Regions from separate parts of the Mus musculus genome. Here region 1 is linked to region 2. Evidence: chromatin contacts called from ENCODE Hi-C data. All regions are on one chromosome and are shown on one strand. The core of a region is the stretch at or near the end of the contact, and the rest is flanking DNA. Distances in the headings are between cores, read along the strand shown. Region 1 holds the start of Olfr750 (olfactory receptor 750). Region 2 holds the start of Naa30 (N(alpha)-acetyltransferase 30, NatC catalytic subunit).

Evidence for each region. Hi-C counts contacts between places; a loop is a spot of excess contacts on that map.
Region 1: a loop to region 2 is called in a map of left cerebral cortex, with 4 times the contacts of the local background. The contact joins the promoter of Olfr750 here to the promoter of Naa30 in region 2. A Hi-C loop is called at or near these places in 2 of 37 maps with a recorded cell type or tissue (T-helper 1 cell and left cerebral cortex).

The regions. Positions count from the first base shown.
Region 1 is chr14:51,067,915-51,075,449 of GRCm38, forward strand. It overlaps Olfr750 (olfactory receptor 750), which reads right to left and starts at 3,528. Exons shown (of 1, transcript NM_207558.2): 1 at 2,397-3,528. The coding sequence starts at 3,477. The coding sequence ends at 2,482.
Region 2 is chr14:49,168,474-49,175,623 of GRCm38, forward strand. It overlaps Naa30 (N(alpha)-acetyltransferase 30, NatC catalytic subunit), which reads left to right and starts at 3,773. Exons shown (of 5, transcript NM_027492.2): 1 at 3,773-3,904; 2 at 4,143-4,920. The coding sequence starts at 4,144.

The DNA of each region.
Region 1 (7,535 bases), core at 2,278-4,777, 1.9 Mb after region 2:
GCAAGGCCACGACTCCTAATCCTTCCTAAGCAGGTCACCAACTGGGGTCCAGACCTTCAAACATATGGGCCTACGGGGGCCATTCTCATCCAAAGCAACGCAACAGAACACCATGGCCAACAGCAACTTGGGGAGGAACGCGTTTATATTTCATCTTATAGCTTGTAATCCATCATTCGAGAAAAGGACAGGAACTCAGGGTGGGAGCCTGAGACTGGAGCTGATGCAGAGGCAGTGGAGGAGTGCTGCTTCCTGGCGTGTTTCCCATGGCTTGCTCAGTCAGCTTTTTTATAACGCCCAGGACCATCTGTGCAGCAGTGGTACTCTAACAGGGCAAGGCAGTGCATCGAGTCCTCCATCTTGTCTTCTTGCAGACGCTATTTTGGGTTTAAGTAGAGTCTGATCTCCTTAATGGAGAATCTCATGGGAAATTACCCAGCTCGGGTCTAAGAGCAGGAGGGCAAGATGCTTCTGTCAAACGACTTGCTTCTATGAAGCTCCCCACCAGCTGCTAAGCAAGATGCTAGGATTCTGCCTTCAATACCCTGTGCTGGGTACACTCCAGGCTACACTTAAGTCATGAATTCCTATGTATAATCCCAGACAGTTGGAATAAAGAATTTCAAATGGCTACAAATGTTGTCTGAGTGCTCACCTCCAGTAGACTCCATGTAACAGGACTACCCATAATGAGCTGGGCCCTCCCACGTTGGTCATCAAACCAGAAAACGAACCACGGGCTTCTCACAGGCCAGTCTGATGAGGTTGTTTTCTCAGTTGAGGTTCCCTCTTCCCAAATGTCTGTAGCTTGTGTCAAGCTGACATAAAACTGTCACAGCTTTGTTAAAATTTTTTAAAGGGGGATCTAGATTTTTCTTATTTCTCCTCTGTCACACAAAACAAAACAATTAAAGTTGCCAATGAGAAATACCAAGGGAAAAGGTCAAATCCCAGTATAGCTGGGATCTTCCAGGGGCCAGCCTGAGAGGCTGCGATCTCTGCAGCCTTACCACAAAACAACAATTCTAAGACAGACTTTAATTTATGTGCTTCTTGGTTGGTTGGTTTTTGAGACAGGGACTGTCTATGTGGCCCTGGCTATCCTGGAACTCACTATGTACACCAGGCTGCTGGGGCGAACTTTTGAAGGTGCCTTTTGATCTTCAATTATACTTTCTTTTCCTTTTTGAGACCAGGTCTCACCATGTAACCCTAGCTGGCTGGAACTCACCAAGGAGTAGGTGCACGCACCACACCTACTAAGTAAACAGCGGAAGACGTCTGTCATCTTAGGCACAGATATGCGTCTTGGCTTACTTTGTAGTTTATGTTGGCTTACTATGTAGTTTATATTTTCCAAAACAACCTTTGGAAGTTTGTAGTTAAAAGCCTTTAGGAATGTACTGACTTGAAATATTGCAAAGAGGGCCTGCCAGACTGCACACGCAGAACAAAGGGTCAGGGGGTCCTAAAAAGTGCTACTGTTGCACATTGAGAAACCTATGTAGGTCCTGGAATTCCTTTCAGCCTGTGCCATGGCCACTCTACTCCCACAGACACGAGGCAGAGAAACGATCGTAAGCGGTCTCCTTATCTGGAGTAAACTTGGTGACTCTGTTAATGAAGCCATACTGTTTAGCTTTGTTTTTCTAATTTTTATTTTATTTTGGGTGTATGGGTGTTTTGGCTACGTGTGTGTGTGTGTGTGTGTGTGTGTGTGTGTGTGTGTGTGTGTGTGTGTGCCACATGCATGCAGTGCTCTTGGGGGACAGAAGAAGATGCTGGAGTACACTGGAGACCTATGTTTTAGCAAAGTTGTGGTCATCGATTTTAGATTCAGTGTTGGGCCCAACATCTCTATTCCATCTTAATTTATCCAAAGCCTGCCCCCTAGTGGCACACTTCCTTCAAGGAGACCTCACCCACTCCAACAAGGCCACACCTCCTAAGAGTGCTACTCCCTATGGACCAAGAATTCATACACTTGAGTCCATGGAAGCACCACGCTCCCCTAATTTAGGGTTGATCAGTTTGAAGAAAGAATAGTTGGTTGGCCTATAACTGTTGTGTCTATCAGCTGGGGGCCTATTGGCAAGGGGGAAAAAAGCCTTCCAGGCCTTTGTTTTAAGCTGCCAAGTTTTTGTAACAGATCAGGAGGGTAAGAAAAGACAGCAATGTTGGAAGTTGGTCACCTTTATTACCTAGCTGTGGTCCCTCTCCCTGTCTACCTACCAGAGAATCTCTGTCTGACTCCTAGTCTCACATGGCATACCCCATATTCCCCACATAGGCACATAATTAATAAAATAAGATATTGAAAATAGTGTGAGTTGTTATTACGACGCATAATATAGAGTTAATTCATTTTGCTTGAAAGAGAAATGTAGGCTTGTTCTCCTTGAAGCTCGTCCTGGCTCCTCTCATGATGAAGGAAAAGCTGGCAATGGAGATGTGTGGACCTGAGACTGAGTCCCCACGCTTTCAACTGGCTGTCTTCTTTCTCAAACTATCCCCAAGTAAAGACTGTTCTAACAGCTTGGCGACTACCTTCCTGAACATCTCTTTCAAAGCTTCCTTGACTTGATCGTTGCGCAAGGCATAGATAAAAGGATTCAGCAGAGGGGTCACAAATGTTGTTATCACGGTTACAGACCAGTTAGTATCCACAGAGCCGCTCTGGGATGGCCTTACGTAGAGGAAAATGGCACTTCCATAGAAGAGGGTTACCACCATCAAGTGAGAAGTACAGGTGGAGAAAGCCTTCTGCCGACCGGAAGCAGAGGGGATGCGCAGGACCGCCAGGACTATGTGGCCATAGGACGCACCAGTAATGGTGAGCGAGGACATGATGACAAGAAAGGCCAGGACAAAGTCAGCCTCCTCCAGTCTCGTGGTGTTGGTACATGCCAGGTGAAGCAAGGGTCCACTGTCACAGAAGAAGTGCTGAACCACAGCACCCTGTTTGCAGAAAGGAAGCAAGGCCACAGCCACTGTGGGGCCAAGCACAGGGAGGAGTCCCCCCATCCAGCAGGCCAAGGCCACCCGAAAGCACACGGCTCCATTCATTAGCAAGGGGTAATGCAGAGGACGGCAGATGGCCAGGTAGCGATCCACAGACATGACGGCCAACAGTAGGAACTCAGAGGCCCCCAGAAAGAAGTAAAAGTAAAACTGAGTGATACAGGCAGCAAAGGAAATGGTGTGCCGTCTCGAGAGGAAATTGCTCAGCATCTTCGGAATGATGACAGAAGTGATCAGAATCTCGAGGCAGGACAAGTTAGCCAGGAAGAAATACATGGGTGTCTGCAGGCGGTGATCCGCCCCCACCAAGACAACAATCAACGTGTTGCCTGTTAGAGTCAACAGGTAAACGAAAAGGAACACGGAGAACACTTCCGCTCCTGTGCTGTTGAGATTCGGGAAGCCTGCCAGGACAAACTCCGTAGTGCCGACACTCTGGTTCGCACGTGGAGCCATTATTATCTTTCCCAGCTGTAAAGATGAAACGACGTTCTATCACCCATCCTGAAACTCAGAGAAATTTCCCCTAAAGGGTAGCCACGTCTTAGGAAAGCGTCCGGAGTCTATATCTTCAACGATCTTGTTCTCAAATCTCGACTGATGGCTCTTCATTATGATGGGGAAAGTATCTCTGAACATCAGAGTTGGGTGAAAATACGAGAATGAGATTTTGTGAAGAAACAGAGCTCCGGCTGATTTCCTGCTTTAGAATTCTTGCTGTTTACACACACCCCGGTCTCCTACGCTCTGCTTTTCAATTACAAACTTTGGTAAGGAGCAAGAGAAATAACAGGACAAAGGATTCAAAAGTTTCCTGTGTCAACCTAACGAACTGGCAGAGAAAATCAGGACGAAAGTCAAAGCCCAGGCTTGGCTTGCCCCACGTTTGGAAGCGGATCAAGAGATGGGGTCCTTGCTTGGGTTTCAGTTACCCAGTTAAACAATTAGCTGCAGAGACCAGGGTATTTGATACACCAATTCTCCCCTTTTATGGAGAATTTTCACAATAAACCAAGAACCTAACTAAACTCAGATTGACACAAACTACTTGCATTTCTGAAGTAAGTGTAGTACACATAAAGGAGGCTGACTATAGCAAGAAGCCATATTGATCCATTCACTTACTCGGTTGCATTCAAGCTAAGTGCCCCGGCTAACATTAATATCAGCCCATGAGGCCTTTTTTCAATTTGTGACATTTTCCCTTCTGAGACAGAATCTGAAGCCTTTTCAAAAACAGGCTGTCAGAAACAGAATTGCAAATCACTGTTATAATTAATTAAACTGGAAATGAAGTAGATTCAAGCCATTCCAGTCCCACAAACTTAAAAAAAAAAAAAAAGGTTGAATTGATGGTATTGTAAAGTGCTGTCTCTAAAAGTCTCCACTAAAAGATAACAGAAAACACAAACTAAAGAAAAGAAAAAACTAAAGACTCTCAGTAGCAAAACATCAAGGTTGATTTTCAGAGCGTTGATTTTTCTCTAGCTAAATTGTTCCGAACACACCCCATTCTTGCAGTGACATTTTAGGACAACGGTCCCATTCCCAGCAGATGTTAGACTCCTGACTCTCTACTCTGGTCCCCCTTCTCACCTCTGGATCTCAGATGCGGGAGTGGGAAGCACGTGCCCCTTTCGTCTAGGATACAGGAGCTTTGTGGTTATCCGCCTTAGGGGCTCATCGCTGGCACTTCTCCCTCCAGCATCTACAGAAATCGCACTGCGCAGGTCAGGACTACAGTTTTACCTCTGCTCTCACCATGTGCCGCATTCTGTATTTAGCGATTCAAAGACAGGCCATGTTGCTGGATCACTGTCCAATGCCTAACATGACAGAAAAATTAGGGCTTGTGACCAGTAGCGAAGAAATGCTACTGATATGTACAGAATGCTAGGAAGAACGTGAAACACGAGCCTTAGAGGGTAAGTAGTGCTCTCAAGAAAGAGATGCCTAAAATATAGGACTGAGCACTTGAGGGGACAAGAACACTTCCACGAAGCAAAGCATTTGACCTAAGAACAGAAAGTAAGAGTGAAGTGTAATGAGAAGGCACTGGGCACCTCAAAGCAGATTTTTTTCCCCCCCTGGCTCTCTGTCATTCCTTGTGAAACCACCTCATTGGACTGAGCCTATCTATATCTGAAGTAACGGGGGATGACTCTCCTGCTCCAGAATGCCCTTGATATTTCATAAGGGTAGGACCCTGAAACGTTTATCTTCCCGGTTTGTAAGTCAGTATCACCTCCACCGTCCCACCCTTCCAGCAGCCTGCAGCACTATGAAACTGAGTGTAGCCTGGTATCCTTGCAGCTCTGGGGATGAATCTGCACTTGGGAAAACAAGAAATCGGGTAAGGCCTCTTCCCTTGGGTTCTTTTCTCCTTGGCATAGCCTCTGGTGCTGATCTCCTGCCTAGTGAGCATAGGGGCTTTTCTGACCCTGAGGAGGGTGTTACATTGTTCCTCACAGATTTGCTCTGTTCTGTTTGTCTGATTGAGTGATTTGAGTCAGGGTCTCACTAAGTAACCTTAGACCTTGCTATATAGACCAGGTTAGCCTTGGATTCACAGAGATGGATATAAACACTGTTTCTGGATATACTGCCCCTTCTTATACCAGGAGCAAGTCAAACTTCAGGGCCCAGTCTCCTTCTGTAGATAGAATGGCTCCTACAAAATGATCAGGGTCCTGGGCTGACTTAGGCACAGTTCATGTGAAAGACAATTGTCTCAGCACTAAAATGTCACTGCAAGAACAGAAGCTAGAAGGCAGGGGGTGAACATGGACTGTTACTTCTACCTTAAGAGTACAACACTGCCGGGCAGTGGTGGCGCACGCCTTTATTCCCAGCACTCAGGAGGCAGAGGCAGGTGGATTTCTGAGTTTGAGGCCAGCCTGGTGAGTTCCAGGATAGCCAAGGCTATAGAGAGAAACCCTGTTTAAAAAAAAAAAAAAAAAGAGTACAACACACTTACCAATAGATATTCTCTCTAGTGGTTGAAAAACATATTTTTTTTGACTTGACGGGCTTTAGGAATAGAATGTCCATTGTTTTGCTTTTAGATCACATTCTTCCTGGCTCCTGGATTTAGATCGAGTGCAGGGAAAAATCACTTAAAGTCATTGGTCTCTAATAAATCGCTGTATTACAAGGTAGAATCTTCCATGTGCCACTTTGGTTTCCAGCGGAGAAATAAGACTTGATCCAGACATATGGAGCTTAAGGAGCAGCAGGGCTGGGGAGAGAGAAATTACCCAGACAGCAAGACAATAAAAGAGAGAGTTGGGGTGCAAACATGTCCCAGTGGTCCTCAAAATTTGTGATTCTATGATAACTTCCTAGATCCTGGGCCTGGTAAATCTGAAAAGGAGACAAAGAATATTTTCTTCACTTGACATCAACCATCCTAAGTCAGGCAACTGCAAGAGAAGCATGAACCACGGAAATGAGAGAACTCATGGCACCTGACCAGCATCAACCGCCTTGCTCCTCATGACACTCAGGGGGAAATGTCTGTAACTCAAGCAACAGAGACTTCACCTCTTCACCCTGAGGACTTAAAATGATAATGTGACTCTTCCCCTTGGGTTCTATGGTAGAAAATAATGGGAGACCCAAGGGTGTGATGAGATAGTAAGAGGCTGTCCATACCGCCTCTCTGCTGTTGGGTCTCCCTGCCATATACTTTATATCCTGCCAATCATGTGGAATTCCATGTACCCAAAACATTGTCAAGGATGCTGGGCATCTGCTTGCATGTGTTCATCTCCATGTACCATAGGCTCCTTCTTAAAGACCTGGTGGCTTCCTGTTCAGGTCCAAGCTGGCATGTGTTCATCTCCATGTTCCATAGGCTCCTTCTTAAAGACCTGGTGGCTTCTTGTTCAGGATCAAGCCTCAGTTTATTCAATTCTCCTACCAATTCCTCTCCCTCCCACCTTTCTGGCCACTTTCCAACCAGAACTATGACCAGTTCTGCTGACTTCTTTCCAACCTAATGCTTTACCTGCTTCGTTATGTTACAACCTTTCTTGGCTGTCTTGTACTTTCTTCATCTTTAGGGCATCAAGTTTCCACCTTTGAATTTCTGGGACGAGTCACAAGGCTTGGAACATACTAGATGCATAAAAATGGCATGCACGCTCACCTACTCTGAATCTCCAGCCTGGAAGAGCAGCTTCTCCTCTGAAATAAGCGTGAGTTGGGTTCTGAGCCAAGTAGAAGAACACCCAGGGCCTTCCAGGGTCAGTTTGGATTCTGTCCTTGCTGGACATAATCCTCCTGAGAGCACTGAAGACAACCCTGGGCAAAGTGAGACAAGCAGTCACTAAACTGTAAAGGAAGGAGCAAGAATGGACCTGAGCACTGGGAGAACTGTTGCACCAAACCAGACTCTAAGCAGGAGCTCTCACTTGCTAAGCTAAGGGATGGATGCATCTAAAGACAAGACCCAAGGAGTGTGAGAGCTGTCTAGAGAACTCTATATACAAATGTGGGACCTAGTGGCTCAT
Region 2 (7,150 bases), core at 2,523-5,022:
AATTTGCAAAACACAAGAAAATCAAGAAGAGGGAAGACCAATGGGTGGATATTTCATTCCTCCTTAGAATAGGGAACAAAATACCTATGAAAGAAGTTATAGAGACAAAGTTTAGAGCTAAGACAAAAGCATGGACCATCCAGAGACTACCCTACCCAGGGATCCATCCCATAATCAGCCACCAAACCCAGACACTATTGCATATGCAAGCAAGATTTTGCTGAAGGGATCCTGGTATAGCTGTCTCATATGAGGCTATGCCAGGGCCTGGCAAATACAGAAGTGGATGCTCACAGTCATCTATAAGATGGAACATAGGGTCCCCAATGGAGAAGCTAGAGAAAGCACCCAAGGAACTCAAGGGGTCTGCAATTCTATAGGTGGAACAACAATATGAACTAAACAGTACCCCCAGAGCTCGTATCTCTAGCTGCATATGTAGCAGAAGATGGCCTAGTCGGCCATCACTGGGAAGAGAGGCCCCTTGGTATTGCAAACTTTATATGCCCCAGTACTGGGGAATGCCAGGGCCAAGAAGTGAGAGTGGGTGGGTAGGGGAGCAGGGCAGGGGGAGGGTATAGGGATCTTTTGGGATAGCTTTTGAAATGTAAATAAAGAAAATATCTAACCTCCCCCCCCCACACAAAGTGACAAGTGCTCTTAATCACAGAGCCATCTTTGTAGCCCCTATATTTGTTCTTTTGTGTGATAGACTCTTACTGTGTAGCCCAAGCTGATCTCAAAATCATGATTCTCTTCCCTCAGGTTTTTGGATGCTGGGATTATAGGTGGTTATGTATCTGAGCTAAATGTTTATCTTTAAATGACATAGTCATATGTTTAAAGATATGATTGTATTGTATTTTTCTCGACAGGGTCTTACACATAGGCCATGCTCAATTTGAACTCACCTTGTAGCAAAGGCTGGCTTTGAACTTGCAACCTTCCTACCTCAGCATCTCAAATGCTAAGGTTATACGTACATGTCACCATGCTTGGGTTTGCAAATTAATTTTGTTTTGTGTTTTTTGAAGAGGACAAAGAGGATTATGCCATACTGATTCCGTAGTCATGCCTAGTCTAGAACTCCATATATTGACTCGGTTGGTCTTGAACTTGTGGCAGTTCTCCTGCTTCTGCTTTCCAGGTGCTGAGAGTACAGGTGCGGTTCATTAGCTTGGCTTTAGGATGTGTTTCCATGGAAATACCTTTAGAAACTCAACTTTTCCAAAATGGTCTTAGGTAGGGTTTCTACTGCTGCAATGAAACCCTGGGGCCTAAAAGCAAGCCGGGGAGGATGTTTGGCTCATGCTTCCATTTCATTGTTCATCATCAAAGGAAGTCAGGTCAGGAACTCAATCAGGCCAGGAACCTGGAGGCAGGAGCTGATGCGGAGGCCATGGAGGTGTGCTGCTTACTGGCTCGCTCCTCATGGCTTGCTCAGCTTGCTCTCTTTCAGATGCCAGGACCACCAGCCCAGGAATGGCACTACCCACAATGGGCCGGTCCCTCCCACATCAATCACTAAGAAAATACCTTACAGCCAGATTTTAAGGAGGCATTTTCTCAATGGAGGTTCCCTCCTTTCTCTTAACTCTAGCTTATGTCAAGTTAAGGCTAGGTAGCACACATAACAAATGGTTATTTTATAGTGAATAATTGTGGGAGTAATTTTCAGAGGAGTCATAGGAGCTACAAGAGAACCAATAGCAATATTTCTTTCTGTTTTTGAAAACAATAGCATACTTTAACAGTAGTAGGCTTTATTTTAATCTAGGACAGTGAGATGGCTAAATTGCCATGCAAGTGAACTCTATTGAGTTCAAAGTCCTCAGAACATACGTAAATGCTGGGTGGGTGTGATGGATCGTGTAATTCCAGCTTGAGCAGGTGGGAAAGAAGGATCTTTGGAGCAATCTGCTTTGAAAAACTAGCTCTACTGGGGAGCTTCAGGTTCAACTTCGAGAGCTCACCTCAAAGAACAAGGCACATAAGCAATGGAGGAGGATTTCTAACATCCGTGTCAAGCATCCTCAGGCCTGAACATACCTGTACACGTGTGTTCACACACACACACACACACACACTCACCAACATACACAGGCACACACGTTGGCACACACATCATACAGAGAAAAAAAAAGCAAAGTAGCTTATTTAGTCATTCTCAAATTTATAGCTACTTAATTATTTCTTCCATATTACTGAGAAAACTGAAATATATATGTGTTTTCATGCCTGTTTATACAGGAATGTACTTTTGTAAGACACGAACTCATAAAAGTCGTAGTGTATAGAGGGCACTTTGTACAATACTTGGTAGATACTTACACATTTTATCATCTTTAGAGGCTGAGTCTCTCTGTTTGAGCTGGTGGTGTCCTTTAATAGTCTTAGTGAAAAGGATTGTCACCCTCGTGTCTCAAACCATGCCACAGTGCAGGTTAATCTCACTTGAAATTTATTTTTATTTTTACTTAGTATTTATTTTTAGAAACAGTTTTGCTATGCAGCCCAGGCTTCCTTTGAATTCCATAGCTTTTTACTTTTGCCTTCTGAGTACTTGGATTCCAGACATGTGCTGACTACTGCAGCTCACTTTTTTTTTTTTTCAGTTTAGATTATGGCACAAAGTTGCAAACACCTGTCATAAAAGCCTATCTCTGAAAACATGAATCTTGGGCATACCTGACTAGCTCTATAAATCAGTTGAAATAAATAAAAAAGCTATCTAACACATTTTATTCTTTTTAAACTTGTTATGGGTGTTTGCCTGTATGTAGGCGTATCTGTGCACATTCCTGATGCCCTTGGAGGCCAGAAAAGGCTGTAGCCTCCCTTTGACCTGGGATTACAGACAGTTGTGAACTGCCATTTGGGTGCTGGGAATCTAACCCTAGTGTTCCTTACTGCTGACTCATCTCTTCAGCTCCTACAAGTTAATAAGTAACTTGATTAGTATGCGTGTGAGTTACTCAACTCTCAGATCAGATATGCAGAAAACTACCAGCTGTGGATTAGAGCAGAGGTAACCCACACGCTCAAAGTTTTTACACCTGCTTAGCATATCACATGGGAGGATCCCGTGAACTCTTACCAGGTGCTTCCCAACCTAACACAATTACAACCACAAATCAGGAGTACGCTTGTTAGCCGCCACCATCTCTGTCGCTTCCCCCAGTTGTTGCCTTTCGTTGTCCGGCACCTGTTTGTCACATTTATGCCTTCAATCTTTGGGGTGGAGGAATGGGGCAACAAGACTACTAGCCATTCTTTTGTCCCAACGGGGTAGGTAAAGGTTCTTCTTCTTCTTTTTTTTAAATTGCAAAATGCTATCTTCACAGCTCAATGTTTTAAATTCCCTCTAATTCGCGGTCCAGGCCGGGATTTGCTGCCTTTGTAGCCGGCGCTCCCTGCCCCACGCGCCAGGTCAGAGCAAAAGTTGTAACAGTACAGCTGCATAAAGGCACTAGAGGTTGGATGTCAACAGCCAGCAGCTCCCAGGGCACCTAGCCCTGCCCACCCGGGGAGGCTGCGGGGCGAGTTCCGCAGGAACCTCTGGAACCCCAGGCTAGAGCCCCACCCCCGGCACGCGGCCTCCCGGAAGCCCTCCGGAGACACCTCGGGCCCCGCCCCTGCACAGGTCACCTCCCTCCACGCCCCCTTTTCTGGCCCGGCAGCCGGCAGGCAGGGAAGTGTCGTAAAGCTTGGCCCAGGAAACTTTACCCGGGGTAACAGGCGAGGCGCTTTACGGCGGCGGCGGCGGCCGGGTGAGAGGCTCGGCAGCGGCGGCGACAGCGGTGGCGGTGGTGGCGGCGGAGCGGCCGCGGCGGTGAAGGCGACTGCGGCGCGGCGGTGGCTGAGGGAGAGGAGCGGCGGAAACGGCGGCGGGGAGCGGCGCGGGGTGAGCCGCGAGGAGGGGCGGGTGGGAGGCGGTGACACGGCCGGCGGCGGGGCTCGGGCGGCCAGGGACGGTGGCCGGCGCGGCGGCGTGGGGGCGGCGCGGCGTTGGGGACACTCGGTGAGGGACGGTTTCTGCCTTTGTTCCCCCCGCCTCGGCCGCCCCCGGCCCGCCAGTCCGCGCTGCCTGGCGCCGGTCGGCCGCCTCTCATGGCCTCCTCTCTCGGCTGTGTCGCTTCTAGGATGGCGGAGGTACCGCCTGGGCCTAGCAGCCTCCTCCCACCACCAGCGCCTGCGGCCCCAGCGGCGGCGGAGCTCCGCTGCCCGTTCCCGGCGGGGGCCGCGCTCGCTTGCTGCAGCGAGGACGAGGAGGACGACGAGGAGCACGAAGGCGGCTGCGGGAGCCCAGCGGGCGGCGAGGCGGCGACCTCGGCCAAGGCGCGTTCTTGCCTTCGCTGCCCGCAGCTGCCTCCGGAGCAGCAGCAGCAGCAGCTCAACGGCTTGATCGGCCCAGAACTGCGACACCTCCGGGCCGCGGCGACCCTCAAGAGTAAGGTTCTGAGTGCAGCGGAGGCGGCCGCCCCCGACGGGGCCTCCAAAGTGACTGCCACAAAAGGAGCCGAGGGACACCCGGGGGAGAGACCTCCCCACTCGGTCCCCAACAATGCAAGAACTGCACTCCCCGGCCGGTCAGAGGCAGCGGCGGCGGCGGCGGGGGCGGCGAGCGACCCCGCTGCGGCCCGAAATGGACTGGTGGAGGGCACCGAGCAGCAGGAGGAGGAGGAGATGGACGAGCAGGTGCGGCTGCTGTCTTCGTCTCTGACCACCGGCTGCAGTTTAAGGAGCTCCCAGGGCAGGGAGGCCGAGCCCGGGGAGGATCGGACGATACGATACGTCCGATATGAATCTGAGCTCCAAATGCCTGATATCATGAGACTGATCACCAAAGATCTGTCTGAACCCTACTCCATTTATACGTATAGATATTTTATCCACAACTGGCCACAGCTGTGTTTCTTGGTAAGTGGATGGAATGAAAACAGGGTGAGCCCAGCAGAGATCCAGGCCACTCGGGGCAGGGAGTGTGAGGGCCCGGAGTGTGGCCGTGGATGTATCCTTCATTTTCATAGTACCTTACAGATGGGAGGCGCGAAGGTGCGCACTTTTCCCAGGTATTCCGTGGAACTGTGTGGAAGGTAAGAGCTCGTGATCTGGGTTATCTTGTGACTTTTGGAACAGCAGCAATCCTGTGCAGAGCATGTTTCACATGGGGGCTGTCTTACATCCTGTTTACATTAGCTTCTAATCATGTTTAACCTTCCTCATCCTTAGAGCACTTTGCTGTGATTGAATTGGAACATGGTTTTGATCCGATACAGGCCTTAGTAATAACTCAGTTACAGCCATGGTCGGGGAAGAATATATGCGCTAAATGTGCTTTAGTCAACATGGCTGTCAGCAAACTTGCTGTGGCCACACAGGAGAATGAAATCGCAGGCCCTGTTCATTGATTGTGGACCATTAACAGTTGTAGTCAGCCTGCTTTCAGGTGTGCTATTGCAGAAGGTGTCACTAACACTTCCGGTGCCTGAGAGGGCCCTGAAACTTGAATAGAAGGCCCTTTTGTGGGATGCAGGAAACTTAAGTGTGAAACTACTCAAAAACAGTCTAAAAACTAGTACCATTGGTTAGTGTGGGTATAGCTGCGTGAAGGCTTTTTTTTTTTACTTATATGTAAGCTGAGTATATTTGTCTGTCGGGTAAGATGAATAATTAAGTTTACATTGCCAGCATCAGTAATCTAGTAATCACTCAACAGTAATATTGACTCAGTTTCAGTCTGTATGAAACCTTTAATTAGACTTGAGGTGTCAGCCGTGTGTGGCGAGCACAGGCTTAGATGTTTACTAAAGGCACATATTTAGGAGAGTAAAGTTCCCACGTCTATTTATTGTTTTAACCCTGACATAGTTGCACTCAGTCTTCCTTGCAGTATGTTTTGACAAGACTTAAAAAGTCTCGTGGTTGCTTGCACAGCAAGCAGAAATACTGCACAGAAATACTAATGGATATTGTAGATATTGGTAATTTGCTAGCTCCCATGTAAATTATGCTTAAACTTTTTTTCTTAGAACATTTGTTTAAACTTTAGGTACTATTTTGTATTTCAGTACCCCGCCCCGGATTCTTAACATTGTATTAAAGTAGTTCTGCTGGACATGGTGGCGCACACCTTCAATCCTAGCACTTGGGAGGCAAGGGCAGCCTGGTCTACACATACTGAGTTCTATGACAACTGGGCCATGTAGAGAGAACTTGTTTTAAAAAACAAAACAAGAGGTTCTAAGACAGTGTCAGTGAATATGGTGCAGTATTTACAACACTACTGCATATGTCATCAAATGCCACTCCTCAAAATTGTGGATTGACTTAGTCGTAAGGTAAGCCACAAAAGTGTGTAATGGAGTCACATTTTAAACTGAAATGGAGCTGGGGATGTGGCTCATGGGAGTGGGCTTGAGTTATGTTTCAGCTATAGCTCAGTTTCCTGGCATTTAGACTATGGTAAGTGTCAGTTTTTATGTAGACCTGTCTTAATTGTCAGATAGATAACTTGTACTTCAGCCTTTACTAGCCAAAGTTGAACATTAAGCAACACATATCTAGAAGTTGAAATGTGTACAAAAAGCTTTTTCTAGGGTATCTCACATGAAAGTATAGAATATGAATTTGGAGATAGCAAACAAAGTGATATGCAACAGAGGTAGTTTACAACTAGGTATTTTATATTGGTATGCTTTTCAAATTGAATTTCCCATAAGAACTAATTTTTATAAATAAAACTTTTTTTTCCAAATTATATCTGAAAGGACAGCCCTAAAGATAATATAGACTCACTTTCTATTAATTTTTTAATGGAAATAAAACCCATGGTGATGTACAATGCTTAAATCTCTAGCTATTTAGTAGCAGATAGGTAAAGGTAGAATCCAGGTCTCCTGGCTTCTCATGACAGTAAGGTGAGGGACTATGACATACCGTTGACCTAGTTTATGAAACACATTGTAGCTGGGGTTGTGTTCAGCAAGGGAAAGTTGTCCTTACATGAATAAGTCTCGGGATTAAACTTTGCCGTGTGCCCCCAGGTTCCAGGGATAACGTGGTAGACCTAATGGAATATTTGAAGAATATATGAACCATAAAAATTGCCTGTACTTGGTTGACTCATAAAAATAAGTTTCTTAAAATT